Regions from separate parts of the Homo sapiens genome. Here region 1 is linked to region 2. Evidence: chromatin loops called from intact Hi-C (ENCODE). Cell type or tissue: heart left ventricle. All regions are shown on one strand. Each heading gives the region's core, and the rest is flanking DNA. Links, peaks and the distances in the headings are about the cores only. Region 1 has its middle 240 kb from the start of SMARCA2. Region 2 overlaps PUM3 (pumilio RNA binding family member 3).

Region 1 (10,081 bases), core at 822-8,821, 580 kb after region 2:
TCTCTATGATTTCCTACAGGAAGGGAAGACAGAGATGGAGGAAAGACACCAGCTCTTAACATTTGACCCAGAAATTGCACATCTCACTTCTGCCTACAGCTCACTGGCTTAAACTAGTCCTGTGGTGCAACTAAACTACAAATAAAACTGGGAAATGTAGGGGCACTCTTAGAACATTTGGTAAGCACTAAGCAGCTTCCGTGTATACATGAGATCACATTAGTTGCCAATTTTTAGTAGCTCTGAGCCTAGACCTGTTTAATGGCAGCACCTCAGTCTTGCTGCACAGCCCGCACATTGGCCGTTATCTCCATGAATCCTCTGCGAGTAATGTGCCCATGTTCTTCTCTCCTGGGCTCATGAGGTGCCTTGTAGCTGCCTGTGTGCCTGGTGTTAATGAAGGCTGTCTTCTGTGACAGGATGTCTATACGGTCAGGGTGCCAAACAGGCAGAATCCTGGGAAGAGTGGGCAAAACATCCCTTTCCTCAGCTCTGCATTATACTTGACTTCAGGCATGGATGTGCCAGTGCTGTGCCTAGAGCCTCCTAGTGTCTTTCTAAGTCTTCTCAATTCCTTACTCTGTCCCACAGAAGTGAAGACAAGTGTGGGCAGGCTCAGAAAGGCCTGTCCCATGTCATCTTCTTTGTGGCCTTCATCCTATCTCTCTTTCTTCCCCAGGCACCTCTACCTCAAAATGTCTCCTTCCTCCTTATCCAAAGACCAGAAGTCTCCATGGCTAGGGAGTAGATACAAATAGTTATCGGGTGGGCGGTGGGGAGGAAGATACCTAGTTCTACTCGCCAGAAGAGACTGAGGCCTGCCAAGATAGCAGATATGGAAACGTAGGTATTCCACAGAAAAGGCCAACTGATTTCAATTGCTAAAAACTGCATGGTGAGCAAGATGATGCACAAGGCAAAGCAGCCCAAAATATGGCACTTGACATTTACTTTTTTCAGTGTGTGTTGTAGACACTGCAGTCTATAGAGCCAAGGTTTTATTGTCTTTCTGCAGGTCACTCCTTGTTTTCTTCTATCATCTGATAGGCTTCTGTTGCTGTCCAAGTCATTACTCTAGTGTGAAGATAGCCTTAAAAGAATAACAAAAGTCATTAAACATATGTACCTAGTGCTTGGTTAAGAGAGGTAGAGAAGGACTGCAGAATAGCTACAGTTCCCTTTATTAAAATGGAAACTAGAGTCAAGGTGTTTGCTCCTCCAGGTCATCAGTGCAACCTATGGAAGAATCTGACTTATTGCTGCTATCCTCTTTTCTAAAGGAAAAATACAGAGTGTTATAATTATAAAAGGGTTTTAACTAAATTCACCTAGTCCAATCTGTCCCATTTTATAGATAGGGAAACTGAGACACAAATGGTTTAAAAAAATTCTCAAAATTACAAAACTGACAGACCAGGACAATAAAATATTTAATTCACAACCCCGTTTCCTTTTCCAGATCCTCTATACAAATCCTCTATCCCTCTCCCTCTCTTCCTATCCTCTCTTCTCTCTCATTAAAATCACCTTAAGCAAAGAGTATGAATAAAATGAATGATATATAGAGTACCTAGCCATGCTTCCTTGTAGCTAAAGTAAGATTAAAGCATTATCTGTGGATGTTAGCGTCCATCAGCAGACAGGTGCTCCTGGGGTTTGTCAGCAGGTGCAGGAAAGAGGAAGCTTGCTGATGATTGAACATTTTTTCCAGCCCAATGCACTCTCAGAGGAAAGAGCCAGGGCATCACATGTTTGTCATTGCTTACTATTGAACTCTCAAAGCATTAAAGCGACACAATGTGTGGGGGCTATGAGCCCCTTTATTAGTAGACATACTGAAGAAACAAGATGTAAGGGAGTCAAAAGGAAATTAACATGGTCAGGATGTTGCTTCGGTACCTCTTTCCATTGTATGTAAGCCCTTAAAATCTTTCCCCAGAGCAATGCATTATCCTTCTCGCTTAATGATGAAACATCGGATGCACACCATTATAGAGATGTGCTTTGACATTTTTTTTCTCCAAAAGTGATGGGCGTGTGATGATCCAAGGTTAAAAGCAGTCTGCAGACATAATTATGACAAGGAGCTAGTCACTTAACCCCTCTGACTTTCATTTTGTTTTTTTTTTTGTTATTTCCAATTTATAAAATGAAGGAATTGAATTAGATGACCTCTGTGACCCCTTCTAGCTCAGACATTTCAAATCTATAAACACAAAACCATCTGCCTCACGTTGGGACTAAGCTCATAATTTTGTTTCGTTAGTGGTCTGTCTTAATCAGCACAGCAAAAAGGAGAGAATACAGTTTTTATTTGACTGGTGGACACTAGGAACGCCCAGGTTCTTAGTTGGAATCCTCTTCCTCGGAAAGATTTTGTTTGTAATGTGGCCACAAATCTTGCTCCTAACTTGCTGGTTTACTGATATGTAATGTTAAATCAAACGAAAAGTAGCTTTGAACAGATACCTATGCTAGAGCTGAATCCACAGCTTTGTTGAAAAAATTCTTTTTTTTTTTTTTTTTTTGAAACAGAGTCTTGACCTCCGCCTCCTGGGTTCAAGCGATTCTCCTGCCTCACCCTCCCAACTAGCTGGAATTACAGGCTCCCGCCACCACACCCAGCTAATTTTTGTATTTTTAATAGAGTTGGGGTTTTGCCATGTTGACCAGGCTGGTCTCGAACTCCTATCCTTAGGTGATCCACCCGCCTCGTCTTCCCAAAGTGCTGCGATTACAGATGTGAGCCACTATACCCGGCCTGAAAAAACATTATTAATTGCACATGAGAATCATATTAAACTCTACATATCCCAGTTATCTAAGGCTTCTAGAAGAGAAGTGACATGAAATCTCATCTTGAAACACTGACATCTCCTTAGGAGGATGAGGAGTAAGAATGGGAGTTGTTATTGGAGCCTTTCTTCTGTAAATATAATGGCCAGTTAAGGTGGATGATGTTCATGGTTAATCAAGTCTGGATGAGTTTACATAGAAAAAAATTTAGTTGTCTGGTTCTTGAAATTTTTTTTAATTGAGTGCATAAAAAACTGTATAAAGATGTGACACCCCTGTGTGAAAGAAGATGCCCTGTTCTCAGAGCTAATGGAAAGTGTCATCTATGTGGAACCAATTATTGTAGATGGCTCATTCATTCACTTATTTCTTCAACCACAATGTTTTTCAGTGCAAAAAATGCCCTAGCATTAGGTGCAGATATTGTGAATATGAATAGAGATGGTGTATGTGCTCAAGGGACTAATTGTCTAATAAATAGGGAGACGAACATACCCTGAGTGTACACCATCTATAATGCAGACACAAGGGGTGAGAAAGACTATGGGAGATACGAGTAACTGTCTTAGCTAGGGAGACCTGGAGGTAGCACTAAGAGGTAACATGTGGGCTTTGTCTTCCAGAATGGATGGCAGAAATGTGCAGTGGAAATGTCAGGAAAAGGCATGTGTGCTAGACATCCTGTTTGCCCCTCCAAATCCCACACTTCTGACCTGGATGAATCATATCAACAGGTTCTTGAACCCTTTGGCTTTAAGTTATGGTGGTCAATGGGTAGCCCAAACAGGCAATTGGTGGAAGAGGAGAGTGAGGTCAGGATATTTTATTCCTCTGGTTTCATTCCTTGAGAAGTTGCTTCAGGCTGGCCGTTTCTAAATCAAAGGACATGGCTCCTCTCAAAGTGACCCTACGGGAACCTCTCTTTTTGAGTCCCAGTAAATACTCTCCCCTCTTGCCTTCCAGCACGCGAGTAGTAATGTCTCCACTGTGGCTGACCCTATGTTACTGCATCAGCCCTTGAGGTTCTCCTGCCTGCATTCCCCCTCCTGTGAAAGTTTCCCTTTATACGTATATCCCTTTGGACAACATTTTGGGTGTGCTACAATTTCCCAGTTGGTACTCTGGCTGATACAGCATTTGAGAATGCGTGGACAGACAGATCAGAGACAAAGAGTGGAAAAACGTACAGTGTGTTTGGGAGCCATTGTAGAGTTCAGAGATGCTGCGGTATAAGGCGCTCTCTGGTGGGGCAGAAGTGTCAGATGTTTGTACACTATGGCGTCAGGACACGACAGGATTAGATCTGAGATTAGAAGGGCCAACCTGGCAGCAATGTGGAGAACGAACTGGAAAGAAGGAGTTGAGAGACTCCCCTGTGGCTCCGTCTGCCTCCAGAAGATATTGCTGTGGTTCCAGGTTTAGCTAGGTGACATCAGCGGCTGGGCTTCTGAAACACAACCCCTTTCCTCTGGCTCTGCCGCCTGCTGTCACTAGTTTTAGGTGATTTTGCCATCCCATATTTGGCTCTCAACTCCTCCATCACCTGGGTAACCAATGGCTTTGTAGTAAATTTCTTCTTTTATAAATACTTGAAGTGTTTTTTGCTTTTCTATTTAGACCCAGATGAGTACAAGGGCCTTAACAGCCAGGATGATGAGGTGGCAAGGAGTGATATATTCCAAAGGGGAAAACTCACCGGCAAAGGGTTGCTATCTCCTCTCAACCCAGAAAGAGTTTACTCTCTTTAATGATAGGCAAAACAGTGGTTTTTACATGGATTCCAGAGCAGGCTGCCTGGATTAGATAGCCTGCCTCATTGATCCCATGTCAGTGTTCTAATCTGTGTGCCTTGTTTCCTCACATGCAAAATGAAGATAATTGCACCTCTTTTAGGAGGTTGTAAGCATTAAATGAGCTAATACAGCATGTATAAAATTCTTTAAAAAGTTATTGCTGGATATTCAGTCCCATATAAATACTAGCTACTATTATTTGCCTAAGGCCTCTGAATTGGAGCACGAAGGACTTGGGCCTCCCTGGGTCTCAAACACCAAGGGTCATCCACATTTTTGAATCATAGGTTTTAGCTGCGATATCCTTTTTAAGGATCACAGCTTTGAAGGTTGGAGGAAGCATATACTGATTGACAGGGATGCTGTGAGGAGAAATAATTTTCCAGGGGCAAGCAGTGGTTACCATGGTTTCCAACTGGCAGAAACTCCAAGGTCAATTCCTTGAAAATATTTCACTGCTGATATGAGCAGGGTGGTTCCTCTACATTCCCAATCACTTCCTCTGCACCAGGGCAGATTGCGCCAATGTTGAGCCTTGCTTTCAGGCAGCAGGAAAGAAAAATCTGAATAAGTAGACATCCGAAAACATAGCCATCCAGCTGACCACTGACCATGAAGTCAAATACAGTTGATTCCCCAGGGGAGCCAGAAAAGGGAACTGTCATTTGGAGCAATGAAATTTTAATAACCACAGAGGGAATAAAGTATTTTGTTATAAGACTCAGGTCTGCATTGATAAAGATCACTGGTGACAACTTACACTATTTGAAATTTTAGTTCTGTTCTCTGAGTGACTAATTTTTACTTCTCCAGAAATGCAAGTCTCAAGGTACTGGGGGAACTCGCAGTGCACAAAGCCTTGGTAAAAGCCACAGCACAACCCAGCACCTCACTTATCTCTGTGCATCTATTTCATCCTCAAGTCAGTTCTCCTTCCTTTGGAATTAAACTCCTCTGACAGCCCAGCTGCAACATCTATTAAATATTTTTTCTCTATAGAGTGGCTCCAGTTGTTTCCAGGAAGCCTTTCTCACAGGGAAGGGGATTACTTTCAGAAGCCTGTTCTCCAGGGAAGTGGCCTCCCCACAGGTGTTCAGCATTTAAGGGCAGCCGCATTAGCCAGGCTCTGAAGGTGGGTGTGTTCATTGAGGACAGGCCGCGGAGTCGTTTTATAGAAGATCTAAAGGATGCAAGTTTCTCTACCATGGAAAAGTCTGCCTGAGTAAAATACCAAATTAAAAAAAAAGAAGAAGAAAAGAAAAACAACCTTTTACCAATTAGTAACAACTCAGAAAATACCACTACAAATTAAACAGTCATTCAAATGCTTTTGAAAACGTTTTTAAATGGCAACTTAGAGAAGTCAAACCAATGTCGTCTTCTACTTATGCAGGAGTAACACTCAACTTTTTATAGGAAAGCGAGGGCCTAGCCATCTACTTACAAAGCTGTATTAAAGAATGAAGAAAAAGAAGTTGTGTTTAGGACTTGTGACATTTTTTAATGGCTATATATTCTTTGTAGCTACTCCTATCAAGAGGTGAAGTTTATTTCCCCTGCTCTTAAATCTAGGCTGGTCTTGAAGATTCCTTTGGCTAACAGAATGCATTGGAAGTAAAGTTGTGAGACTTCTTTGTCTTGGCTTCCAGAGGCCTGTAGCTTCTTCTCTCACCCTCTTGGATATTGCCCTATATGAACAAGTCTGAGCTGGTCTGCTGGGGAGGCCAGATGGAGGAGAACTGAGGCACCCCGATTAATGTCACCAACCACCAGTAATGTGAGTGAGGCCTTCTTAGACCACCCAGCCCCTGTCAAGTCACAGATGGCTGCAGCTGCATAAGTGACCCCAGGCTAAAGCAGCAGAACCATGTATTAGTCTGTTTTCATGCTGCTGATAAAGACATACCTAAGACTGGGCAATTTACAAAAGAAAGAGGTTTAATGGACTTACAGTTCCACATGGCTGGGGAAGCCTCACAATCATGGCAGAAGGCAAGGAGGAGCAAGTCATGTCTTACATGGATGGTAGCAGGCAAAGAGAGAGCTTGTGCAGGGGAACTCCTCTTTATAGAACCACTGAATCTCGTGAGACTCACTATCATGAGAAAAGCATGGGAAAGACTTGCCCCCATGATTCAATTACCTCCCACCGGGTCCCTCACACAACACATGGGAATTCAAGATGAGATTTGGGTGGAGACACAGCCAAACCATATCAAACCATCTACCTGAGCCTAGCCCAAAGCACTGACCCAGAGAATCATAAGCAAATAAGATACTTGGTTGTTTTAACCCATTAAATTTTGGAGTGGTTTGTTACATAGCAATAGATAACTGCCATAGGATTCATTTCTAGCTTAGTGCTTGATTCATCTGAGAAATCAAGAAAATCATATTCAATTACAAAAAATATTCAATCAATGAAGTATTCCCATTTACTAAATCTTTGAGACAACATTAGAGGATTGGAGACACTTAGAAAATGTGAACAGTCTGTCAAACAATTTGAATCCCTCATAAATGCTCACTCTGAATACCCACCTTCATTTCTCAAAAGCAGTTATTTTTATAAAAATTATGTGTAAAACTGACAAATTCTGACAGTCAGAATTATCCTGGAACAATATAGTCACAGGCTTACTGATCATTTATTATTGGGTGATCTACTATTCTGATCATAGGTTTATCTAAACTCTTTCCCTGTGTAGTAAAGAATTTAACCCAGCCCAAAGACAGACTGTGGGAGGTAATCTCCAAGTCCTTGAAGTATCATGCTGGATAGGTGTGTCTTTGTTTGTCTGGGTGTCTTGGGTCAGCCATGTAGTGACAATGTGTTTTAAGGTTGGAGCCCTGAGCCACAACAACACTGTGATTTAGGGTGGGAGTTTTGGGTCATGTAGTATCAGCTTGACTTCCTGCAGGGCTAAATGTTGAGAAAAACCATGTGGGCAGTTGACTGTGCCTACATGATGGAGCCCCAGTGAGAATTCTGGATATCAAGGCTTAGCAAGCTTCCCTTGTTGGCAATACTCCATGCACATTATCACACATCAGTGCTGCAAAACAGCACTTTCCTTACTCCATGGGGGAGAAGATAATTAGAAGTTCCACTTTCAGCTACCTTTCCTTGACTCTGCCCTATGAATTACTTCTTCCCTTGGCTGATTTTAATCTGCATCTTTTCCTTATAATAAGCCATAACCACAAGTATAAAATAGCTTTCAGTGACCTCTGAGAGTCTTTCTAATGAGTTATCAAAACCAAGGGTGGTTTTGGGAACACCTCGAACTCACAATTGGTTTCAGAAGAGTGTATTCCTATGAGAGCTGTTCCCCTAACTTTGCAGTTAGTTAACTTTTGCACCTCCATTCAAGATGAAAATACACCCTGCCTCCAGGAAACCTTTCCTGACCACCTCAATTAAAAAAAAAAAAAAATCTTCCTCTGAATTCTTAGATTGTGTAGGGCTCACCTGTAATTATCTTACAGTATTTGGGAAATGGCTTCTGGCTTTGTTATTGATCATATTGATAGGTAGATCTATCACATGTCATGTATTAGATTTTAGTGCCTGGAGGCCTCAGCCTGTTTCTTGCACCCTTTCTACTAGCCAGCACATTGTTTTCAATTAAACACTTTGGTGTTTAAAAACGAAATTGCTGCTTCTAGCGTCAACTAGGAATTTCTGAAATGTAGGTTAATTTTGTATTATTAATAAGACTGAAATAATCATTCATTCAACAAATGTTTATTGGCTGGGCATGGTGGCTCATGCCTGTAATCCTAACACTTTGGGAGGTTGAGGTGGGCAGATCATTTGAGGTCAGGAGTTCGAGACCAGCCTGGCCAACATGGTGAAACCCTGTTTCTACTAAAAAGACAAAAATCAGTCGGGCATGGTGGCGGATGCCTGTAATCCCAGCTATTCGGGAGGCTGAGGCAGGAGAATCACTTGAACCCGAGAGGCAGAGGTTGCATTGAGCCAAGGTTGTGCCACTGCACTCCAGCCTGGGTGACAGAGCAAGACTCTGTCTCAAAAAATAAAAAATAAAAAAAATTAATTGAGCATCTACTAAGCGCTAGGCTCCAGGGATTGGCAACGAGCAAAATAAATTTCTGTTTTCAGGAAGTTTCCATTCTGGGAGATAAAGATGACAAATAAATCAACACATATATACTTTTTTTTTTTTTTTTGAGGCAGGGTCTCACTCTGTTGTCCAGGCTGGAGTGCATGGTGTGATCATGATTCACTGCAGCCTTCACCTCCTGGACTCAAGCATCCTCCCACCTCAGCCTCCCAACTATCTGGGACTACAGGCATGCACCACCACACCTGGCTGGTTTTTTAATTTTTTTGTGGAGCTGGGGTCTTGGTTTGTTGCTCAGGCTGCGTATATGCTATTATATTAGATAGTGATAAGCACTAGAAAGAACAATCAAGCGGAATAAGATAATAAAGTGTGATGAGGATAATTAGTTTAGAGAGGATGATCAAGGGAGGTTTCTCAAAGCAGGTGACATCTCAACAGAGATCTGAATGCAGCAAGAGAATGAGCCATGCAGATAAGGTTTGCAAACCTGGTCTAAATGTTTCCATTGTCTAATGACTTCAATAGCCAAATGCATTTGAGAATGCGGCTGTCCAATTTATTGAATGGTGGATTACTTTTTTTAAAAAAGGTTTTTTAATGAGTAAGGAATTCAAATCCAGTCTTAACACAGATACATTCCCATAGTCCCTTTAAAAATAAAAATAGACAAATTGCTGACATGTAAACAGTTTGCATATGGAAGAGGAATAAAGAAAGTTTATAGCTGATTGAAGACAAAGTTCAACCTTGTTATAGTCTTTATGTTTCAAATTTCTTGAGGAGACATTCAGGGGGACAACTTCTGTCTAAATAATCATCCCGCTAGAGGAGGAACCCTTGAAACAAATCGTCCCTGATAATAGCCTTTGTTAGACTGAGGCACGTGCAGTTGAAGCTTGACAAGCTATCGCACAATTCTAAAGAGAAGTGAGTGATTCAAATAGAAGGATCTTTGCAAAGGTCAATGTGAAGAATAACTTTGTGAATATAAATCACAAAACCCAGAGGAAACTGTCTTATGCTTTTTCACTGTATTTTGTTTCAATAAACAAACCAAGTTTCACCGATTTATTTTATTTTATGTTTGGACAGAAAGAAATCTTATTACAGGGAGAACTGGGAACTCTGAGATAAGAAAGGTACGACTTTTAAAGATGGTGACTGTGGGCCGGGCGCAGTGGCTCACGCTTGTAATCCCAGCACTTTGGGAGGCCACAGCGGGTGGATCACCCAAGGTCAGGAGTTCGAGACCAGCCTGGTCAACAGGGTGAAACCCCGTCTCTATTAAAAATGCAAAATTAACAGGGTGTGGTGGTGCGTGCCTGTAAACCCAGCTACTTGGGAGCTTGAGGCAGGAGAATCACTTGAACTTGGGAGGTGGAGGTTGCAGTGAGCCGAGAT
Region 2 (10,081 bases), core at 1,028-9,027:
AACTTTTTCCTGAAGGCAGTGGGAAAGCTTTGAAGCTATTGGAGCATGGAAATGACATGAAATAGGTGTGCTACTGGAAGGTTAATCAGGCAGCGGAAAGTGGATCAAAGCAGATAGGATCTAAACAAAACTGAGCAAGAGGTAACAGGAGCCTGAATGGGGTAATAGAGGGAAAGGAAAAAGGGGGGCGAATTCCAAGAGACACTATTGAATGTGATGATTCATTACGAAGGTACAGGGTTCCCAAGCAAAGCAAATTGCATTTTGCCCAGTGCAAAAAGCAAGACTCAAAAAGTTACATATTGTATGATTCCATGTATAAGAATGCCATTCTGGAAAAGACAAAACAGGAGTGAAAACCTAATCATTGGCAGTCAGGAAAGAGGGAAGGAGTTGAATACAAAGGAGCTGTACCAGGGGACTTTTTAGAGTGACAGGACTTTTCTGTAAGATACTGTGGTAGTGGATGCATGAGTCTTAGCCATTTGTTGAAGCCCGTGGAATTATACACCAGAAAGAGTAAACTTGACTATATGCACATTTAATAAATCTGCCAGCATTTCTGGGGATGGAATGCAGGCTGTGACAAATCAGTTAAACTATATTATAAACATGTAACTTCACTAAAGAGGGTGAGGGGCCGAAGGGCTGATCTAAGAACCTTTTTTTTTTTTTTTTGGCCTGCAGCAGTAATTGCTGCAGGCAGAATACACTGACTTGAATGCTAAAGTTAGCAAGTAAAACTTAAGAGGAGGTAGGATGTCCATATATTCTCCAAACATCTTGTCTGAAATGTTTATTAATTGCTATGGTAGTTTAACATTTGAAATAGAGTCTCACTCTGTTGCCCAGGCTGGAGTGTAGTGGCACAATCTCAGCTCGCTGCAGCCTCTGCCTCCTGGGTTCAGGTGATTTTCCTGCCTCAGCCCCCTGAGTAGCTGGGATTACATGTTTGCAACACCACCATGCCCAGCTAAATTTTGTATTTTTAGTAGAGATGGGGTTTGGTCTTGAACTCCTGACCTCAGGTAATCCACCTGCCTCAGCCTCCCAAAGTGCTGGGATTACAGGTGTGAGCCACCATGCAAGCCTCTAAGTAACTTTGGAAAAGTATTTTGAATGGATACAAAAAAGAATTGTACGTCAACACTGTACTGTCATTGTAAATTTATTTCTCACGGGGTACAGGTTAGCAATTCTGAAACTATGCATGTATAGTAGGGTGGAATATGTGTATAAATAAATTGTAGATGGTGGGAAGCAGGTTGCTCACTGTCAGAGAAGGAAGTTACAAATGAGCAAGAGGAGATGCCTGGAGGAAAATATGTGGTGCTTGATTAGATTTGGAAACATCAGTATGAGCTTCAAGTTATTGTAATAGATATAAAAATAAATATAGGTATGTGCATATGCATAAGTTAATATACATATATGTGTTTCCTGAATCTGTCTGCCGAAAGGACATAGAAACAGGGACACCTCAGTGACAACAAGTGCGCCTAGCACTCAGATCTTGGTTTTTAAATACCATTCTCAATGAAAGGAACCAGGATTCCTTGGAGAAGTGGCTGATTTCAGGGCTAGGTTAAGGAAAATACAGAAGGAACCTGGAGCCAGTGCCAGGAAATAAGGATGTGCTTTAAAAGCAAAACAAAACAGTTGGGCCGCGTCAAAAGGACACAGAAGCAACCTGAGAAACTTCCCCCTGGCTGGAGCTAGCATTATTTGAGCAACAAAATAACAGTGGTATTGGATTATAACCAAGGAATGAAATAAATATCTGAGACTATATGATACAAGTAAATAGATGGAAAAGATGGGACAAGTCTTCCCTACAGAAAAGTTGAGAATAACAAAGGCAAAAGTAATAAGAGAAATAGAAGATCACCATTTAAATGCAGTAATTGCTGCAGGCGATATCCACCGACAAATGCTAAAGTTAGCAGGTAAAACTTAGGAGGACATAGGATGTCTACATATTCTCCAAACATCTTGTCTAAAATGTTTATTAATTGCTGTGGTAGTTTAACGTATGCCTGGATTCTTTAGTACCCCTCCTTCTGGGAAGTGGAGCTTAATTTTCCTCTGACTTTGGGCTGGACTTGGTGGTTTGGATCTAATAAAGATGGAAAGGTTAAAGTGGCAACTTCACAGTGGAGAAACCTGGAAAACACTACTTTGACCAAGTGAACACGGTTAACATAAACAGTAATAAGTCATGTTAATGTCATGTACCTCTTGATAGAGTACTACCAGAAGAAAGCTTGACCTCTGGTAGTCTTCCAAAAAATGTGTAGCCTTAGCCTAATCATGAGAAAACATCAGGCAAACCCCAAATGAGGAATATTCTACAAAATACAAAGGAGACTTGATGGCCAGATTCAGTGTATCCTGGTACAGAAAGAGGATATTAGTGGAAAAACTGGTAAACTCCAACTCAACTCTGTAGCTTAGTTAACTGTATGTTAACATTAGGGGAAGCTGGGGAAAGGGTATATGTGAACTGTGTATCTTTTCAACTCTTTTGTAAAGCTAAAATTATTTCAATATAAAAATTAGAACAAACATACAGAGAAAACATGTAAATGAATGGATTCTTAGAAAACTACAGGTGTAGAAGAGCTGAGAGATGCAGGTATGGTTATGATGGCCATAGCCAAGTAATAATGTGACCCTTCAGTTCTAAATGCCCTGAGGAAGCTGAGTAATTCAGGGACTGTCCATTTTTCAAAATCATTAGAAAAGTCTAGATTAGAACAGCACTTTCCAGAGTACTCCTTGGAAGTCTGCTGTTCCCTTATGATGTTCCAGGAAAAAGTGGTTCAACTGGAGTTGGAAAATCCTGCATCCTTTAGCCTTTGCTTGAGAATTGATTGTATATATTAGCAAATTAAAGAATCTGAAAAGCCTTTTCTTACGGGCTGATTCTTGTCATTTAACTTACTGTTTCCCAAATATATTTTATCCCAGAACCCTTCTTTTCTCTTATGGTAATATCCTGAGAAATTAGTTCTTGAATGGGCAATTCTAATCTAGAAATATCTGGTGTTGTCTAGGGATCCCTAACATCTGTTGTTTACAGCCAGCTTTCAAATGAGTTGATCGTCCAACTTTGGAAAGTGGAGAAATGAGCCAAATGGCTTTTTCTCTTGATCTGTTCTGCTGCTTTCAGGGACCTTGGGTAGGTGAGGGGTTATAACTTGTTTATCCTGTGCACCATGGTGTCTCAGTAGCCTATAAAGCGCCTATTAGACAGATTCCTTTCAATGAAATATTAACTATTTCAACATCTTATTTTGGAGTTCACTGCCAATTGCTTGGCTGCGTCTAAAACAATCACAGATTAAACACTGGATGCTAATCTTTGTTTTAGCTGTGTTGGATTGCATAGGAATCTTTCAGATAATCCTTTATTTTCTTATATTAAATGCATGTAGTGGTACATGCAGCCTATTGTTTGTTCCTGGCTTTTTAGGCTCCAAGAAATCAAGCGATAATTTTGTCAGTTATTCATCCCCTAGTCTTCCCAGGTTACAAAATGCAAACTCTGATGCTTATTATACTTAGTGTCAATAGTGGTCTATTTTTAGCCAGTACTATTGTGGAAGTGAAGTGATGCCTCCAGAGATATCAAACACTGGCCAGGGTGTGTGTTGTTCTTAGTTTTTTTATTGATACCTTGTTCATTTTCAGTTTTAAAATTTGAGTCAGTGATTGCAAAATTGCTGGATTTAAGTACTTGTCCATTCTATATCTGGCTGATTTGTATTGTATTTGTAGACTGAAGGACTAAATGTGGCAATGACTATGAAACAGCTCTTATTTGATGAAGAGAACTGCAGTGATTGTTTTTGGTTTTGGTTTTGGTTTTCCAGAGTTGCTACGATGGAAGTTAAAGGGAAAAAGCAATTCACAGGAAAGAGTACAAAGACAGCACAAGAAAAAAACAGATTTCATAAAAATAGTGGTAAGATATGCTTCCCATGTGGGTGTTTGGCTGTTATAATTGGGGGATGGGAGGGCATGTAGTAAATTTCAATCTGTATTCATTGGCTAGGATTAGGATTAAAATAGTAGGAAGAAGTATGTGTTATTGTGTATGAGTTAACATGTTGCTCATGACATTTAGACACTTAAGAAATTGCAAGAATGATTGAGGAATGCCTTATTCATGAAAGACTCCTTATCTCAGTTGTTGCTGCTGTTGCCTCATTTTATTCACACTAGTTCACCATACATTTTATTTTAACATTTGATAAATTAGGACTGTTTAATACATACTGCTCATAAGCCAAATACGTTTAGGTTCAGAATTTATAATGGTGATGTCTTTATTATTCCATCAGGTGTCAGTATTGTAAAACAGAAAAGTCAAGGGACTATACAAATGATTAATGTTTCCTTAATGTTAGCCATTACTGTTTGCATCTCATTTGTTAGGTACTAATTTGTAAGCCTTCTTGATCAAAAGTTTTTGATAAATAATTTTAATATAGGCTTTAAAATTTTCTTAAAACTAGAAAATTTTAAAATTAACATTTTAGATGTCCTTATGATATACTTTCCAAATTTCAAGAATGTTCAAGAAGTCATTTCTTAAGACTTCTTTTGTTATTGAACTCTTGAAAATTCTGTGTAGACCATCATTAAAGCAGAATACAAAGGTATATAAATAATAGCTCTGCTATATGCTTAAAACTAGAGAAACATACCAAACTGACACCAGTGTTTATCTTTAGTGGTAGAATCATGGGTAGCTTTTATTTTACATTTCTCTACTCTCTAGGTGGTTTTATAATCAAGGAAAGAATTTTTTATTTTTGTTTTGATTGTTTAAATCCAGTTCTACTCAAAAGGCTATATGTTGCATATTTGAGAGTAAGACATGGTATTGGGATTAAAAAGTATAATTTTCTGTAATGGATATAATCCAATAGATAAAAGAGATTTGGGCCCAGAATCATTGAACTTATAATTATTATTGTCACTAGATTCTGGTTCTTCAAAGACATTTCCAACAAGGAAAGTTGCTAAAGAAGGTGGACCTAAAGTCACATCTAGGAACTTTGAGAAAAGTATCACAAAACTTGGGAAAAAGGGTGTAAAGCAGTTCAAGAATAAGCAGCAAGGGGACAAATCACCAAAGAACAAATTCCAGCCGGCAAATAAATTCAACAAGAAGAGAAAATTCCAGCCAGATGGTAGAAGCGATGGTAAGTACTGGTTCGTTCATGCCTGAACTAGTGCCTGAACGATTGTGCACAGGGACTCTGGAGGTGCGTTAGAAACCTCACATTCTTATTCCTTGGCAGGTAACATTTTGGGACAGGTAGGTGGCTTAAATAAACAACAAAGCATCTTTCATGCTCACAATTTTCCTCTGGTGCTTAGAGTTTCTTATTTCTTAGCCCTTTTCTGAATTACCTTAGCCATGGAGTTAAGTTAAATTATAATGGCTTTATACAGTGGAACCTCAATAAAACATTTCTTTTTATAAGCTAAAATTTATTCGTTCATCGAACGAGTATTTGAGTTTTCTATGCATTGTACCAGGAGATAGGGCAAAACACACACACACACACGCACACACACAAAAATAATCAGTAAGGATACAGGCCCCAACTAATCATAGAATCTGGCTTTAAAGAATCAGTCTGTCCCCAGCTAAGTGTCAGCCTTGGTTAAGGATGCTTTGGTGAGCAAGAAACATAGAGACCCTGCCTTCACAGAGCTTAGGCCAGTCTAATACAATAAATCCCTCTGATGGCGCAGATCCATAGTAGTTCCAGAGAAGGTGTTGTGCACACATGACAGATTTGATTTTAATTGATTCAGGACAAGTTGCTCACTGATTGGAAGTATTGGCAGGTCTCGTGCTTGTCTGTTGAAACAAACTGCCCATCTCTGTCAACGATGTTCAGTGGGTCATTTCTAACCCAGAACTTTGCTCTCTATTTTATAACATTCCGCTGTCGTGCTTTGTCCTGCACTGATCTCAAACAAGCAGTTTCCAGGTTATGTGGATTGTCATATCATTACTTTCTTTGCAACATCCTGAGAATTTTTCTGGTGCCTTTTATTCTCTTTTTCTCCAGCACAGCGTGTCTTAACACTGCTCCTTTGTTGCCAGCTGAGACCACTGGGGATGGTTTTCTCAGTGCCATCCCCTAGTCCTGGTGCTTGCTTTTTACCCTGCCTAAGGGCTGCTTACCAGAGGGACAGCAGCCTTAAGACAAGGAGGTAGGGAGAGAGGAAGGAGGGGAAATGCCATCGTTTCCCATTAGGGCTCCAGGATCTTTTCATGCTCCAGTCTTGATCTTCTCTTTTCATTTTTTCTTTCTCCCTCATCTTCCTCCTCCCCAATTGCCAGAAGTTTCTCTTCCAGCTCTCTTTTCTACTTTCTCTTTCCTAACCTCTCTACTAGATCCCAAATCTTTCTTTCTCTACTGGAGTTTTTGATGCCTGCATTTTAAACACATATACATTAATTTCTCACATTGATATGAGGAAAGTTATGATTTCTTTTGCTATGGGAGATATGTTCCTGATATCTCAAAATGGGACTCTGGATTTCATTTTCTCATATTTTTGTATCAGTAACTAGACTGATAAAATAACATGAGAGATTGGTTACTAGACAACCCCCACACTGATAAATGTACTGCAGCCTAGCATGACATATGTCAAGGGTACCCAAATATTTATGGAATTAAATTAGCCCTGGATCAGTTCCTATCCTCTATTGTATAGTAGAGGATACCATATTAATATAATGGTAAATATGCCCTCTGTTGCCTATAATCTTTTGTATTACCAGACAGGGAATGAATATATAAGTAAACAATAAAGGAATAATAAATACATTGTAGTATATTGGATAGCCATTAAAAATTATGTTCTTGAGGAATGTTAATTTCATGAGCAAACATAATCTAATCATATTGAGTGAAGGCAGATTCTGAATTTTTTTCTTTTTTGAGGGTCTCACTTTGTTGCCCAGACTGTGAAGTGCAATGGCGTGATGATGGCTCACTGCATCCTCAACCTCCTGGACTCAAGTGATCCTCCTGCCTCAGCCTCCCAAGTAGCTGGGACTGCAGGCATGTACCACCACACCCGGCTAATTTTTTAATTTAATTTTTTGTGGAGACGGGGTCTCACTATTTCGCCCAGGCTGATCTCAAACTCCTGGCCTCAAATGATTCTTCTTCTTCAGCCTTCCAAAGTGCTAGGATTATAGGCGTGAGCCACTGCAGCTGGCCACTTTTTGAGTTTTTAAAGATTAAAACATGTATGGAGAAGAAGCAAGGGGAAAATTATCAGTGGCTATAGCTAGGTTTTGGTTTTACAGGGTTTTTCTTTTCTTTTTTTTTTTTTTTGCATTTTTCCCAGTTTTTTATAGAGACAGGGAGATAGTTAGAAGTGACTAATTCCCCCAAAAGATTCTGTGCCAGATACTCATGTAAATAATACCCATTTTAGTAAGTTGTTCTTTGTTTGGCATCATTAGTTCAATTGGTAAGTTACTTGGATTTTGAAGACAAAAAAGTGGTGATAGATATTCGACTTTTATAGTATCACTCTGTTTGTGGCGAACTTGGAAATTTTGGTTGTTCATTGTCATGACTAAGACAGCAGAGGGTTGTTTCTAGGTTTGAGTCCTAATTCTACCATTGCAGGTTGTGTGGCCTCAGATAGAGAGCTCAACTGCTTTGTTCTTTTTCCCCACCATGGAAGAGAGGGTAATATTAATACCTACCTCTTCGAGTTGTTGTAAGAAATAAGTGACTTAATATACAACAGCACTCAGAACAGTGAATTTTCGAAGTTGTTTTTCTTGTTTTCATTTGGACTAATTTTTGTTTTCATTGGAAGTTAATTATACCTAAAGTCCAATGATCTTAATCTTAAAAAGTAGAATTTTATTTCACAATTGAAAAAGATATTTAAAATATTCTAGTTACTTTTGTAATTCTTTTAGTGTCCTTTTCTCTTAATAGGTATCCTGTTAGAAGAATTAATGAAGATTTAAATTTAACCAAATGTAAAATGTACAAACTGCTCAGAAAGCAAAGTGAAGTATATATGGGGGATGGTATGTTCCCCTTTTTAGCTTCCAGAATGAGCATTGATCCTGATTAGTGATTGCCCTTTTTACCTAATTTGTATTGGTGTATGACACTTAGAATGTTAAATGTAATTGAAAATAATTTCTATAATAACTAGAATCAGCAGCCAAGAAGCCCAAATGGGATGACTTCAAAAAGAAGAAGAAAGAACTGAAGCAAAGCAGACAACTCAGTGATAAAACCAACTATGACATTGTTGTTCGGGCAAAGCAGATGTGGGAGATTTTAAGAAGGTAATTCTACCTAAAGATGCCTTTGTTAGTCCCTTTGCAACAGTGGAGAAGTCAGTGTACCTTGTAAATAGTGAGATGTCCTAAAATAAATGACATAGCACTTGGGTTATTGAGGGGGTCCTCATGACACCCCATTAGAGACATCAGTACTTGGAAGTCTGCCCGTCACAGAAGTGTGTAGAATCATTATGATGGCATCGGATATGCTTATGAAAATGTATGAGGTTGAAATAAATTTGACATTCTTCCTGAGAGATTTCTGAGAAAATGAAGGACAATTTCTTATCAGCTAGATTTTGAGATACTTCAGTATTTGTTATCTTAGATTTGTTTTATTATTTTTTTTACTTCTGAAGTTCTGGCTGTTAAGATTTGGATTGATACCTAAAATTATACCTTTTGAGATGAGTTTCTGCCTTTGAGAAAATTACTTTTGTCTGGCTGCTCTGGAATAGTAATTTTAATGGCAGAGGTTTGCTGCCTTAGAAAAGAAAATCATGCTGAACTTGGAGAACATATACTGGTACAGTTTTTAATTTTGTGTGTTTAAAATAACTTCTTTATTTCAACTGTGTTTCCTTCCTCTCCTCATTTGTAGAAAAGACTGTGACAAAGAAAAAAGAGTAAAGTTAATGAGTGATTTGCAGAAGTTGATTCAAGGGAAAATTAAAACTGTAAGTAGCATATACTCATTGTTGCAATTTTTAACAGTTGAAGTTGCCTCACTCTCAGGAGTAGCTGACCATTCATGACAGATGATCTTATCATTGTTTCCGGTGTATTTGGCCAAAAGTTTTAAATATCTTCCATAACACTGAACTACATAAAAATTTAAAAGTGAGGGACCTTACTGCTAGGGAGTTTTGAAAAGATTATCAGTCTTTTCAGTCATTTTTTAATAATTCTTAAAATAAGCCAGTGTTTCCTTAAAGTTATCTTGAGAAGTTTATTAGTTCAGTAGTATTTTATAAATGTGTTGTTCTAAACTCCATATAATTTAGTATGTTCTCAATTGCCAACTTCTTTATATTTGTGATGTGAACATATTACTTCATTCTTTTCCTCCATGCTTTTGTAAACATCATGCGAAGATCTTTAACTAAAATATAATCATTTCAGAATTCTAAAGTAGTTTTCATTGTTGCTGCTTAATCCTGTTTTGTAATAAATTTCCTGTGACTCTTGTGTATTTGGATTAATACATAATGGCTTGGAAGACAACAGATTCTCATAGTTTTACGGCACCTGGAGGGGCAGCCTTTGTCAAGTCAGATGCATAGGTCTAACCAGATGCTATATTACAGTTTGAAGGAAAGTAGCAAGTCATCAGCTGCCGCTTTCTTATAAATTCAGCAGGATCTTTTTACGATAGGACTGCCCCCTCAGCTCCGACAATTTATAAATATTTCACTCAGGATTCTTTCTCAACTACCCTGAGGTCACAGCTGTATGACCATGGTGTTAGAAGTGAGTTTGGTATTCAAATCCTGGCTGGGCTGCTTAAAATATGTGTGCCTTTAAACAATAACAATAACTTCTTTATTGATTATTTACTATAGGCTAGGAATTGTGTTAACCAGCACATGCATTGTGTCGTTTACTGTATGTCATCATCCGTGTTGTATATTTGATGTATCTGGGACTCAGGGAAGTAAGATTCTTCCTCGGGGTAATAGAGATAGCGAGTTCCTTCTCATAACCTTACTTCCCTCATCTGTA

The links. A loop is a pair of places that touch in the nucleus more often than their neighbours do. Peaks named below come from ENCODE experiments on the same cell type or tissue, not always from the same donor. Only the 100,000 strongest peaks of a DNase experiment are listed, where the experiment ranks them.
Region 1: a loop joins it to region 2, with 2.6 times the contacts of the local background. A loop is called at or near these places in 20 of 110 quality-filtered maps.

Annotation. Positions count from the first base shown.
Region 1 is chr9:2,249,346-2,259,426 of GRCh38, reverse strand. No RefSeq gene overlaps it. Among named protein-coding and RNA genes, the nearest start is that of SMARCA2, 240 kb to the right of the region's middle. In heart left ventricle, for the core only: no CTCF peak of the experiment used is centred there; no DNase peak of the experiment used is centred there.
Region 2 is chr9:2,832,312-2,842,392 of GRCh38, reverse strand. It overlaps PUM3 (pumilio RNA binding family member 3), which reads left to right. Exons shown (of 18, transcript NM_014878.5): 2 at 3,876-3,967; 3 at 4,992-5,213; 4 at 8,227-8,362; 5 at 8,961-9,036. The coding sequence starts at 3,886. Among named protein-coding and RNA genes, the nearest start is that of PUM3, 6.7 kb to the left of the region's middle. In heart left ventricle, for the core only: a CTCF peak has its summit at 4,341; no DNase peak of the experiment used is centred there; H3K4me3 peaks cover 1,363 bases; H3K27ac peaks cover 661 bases.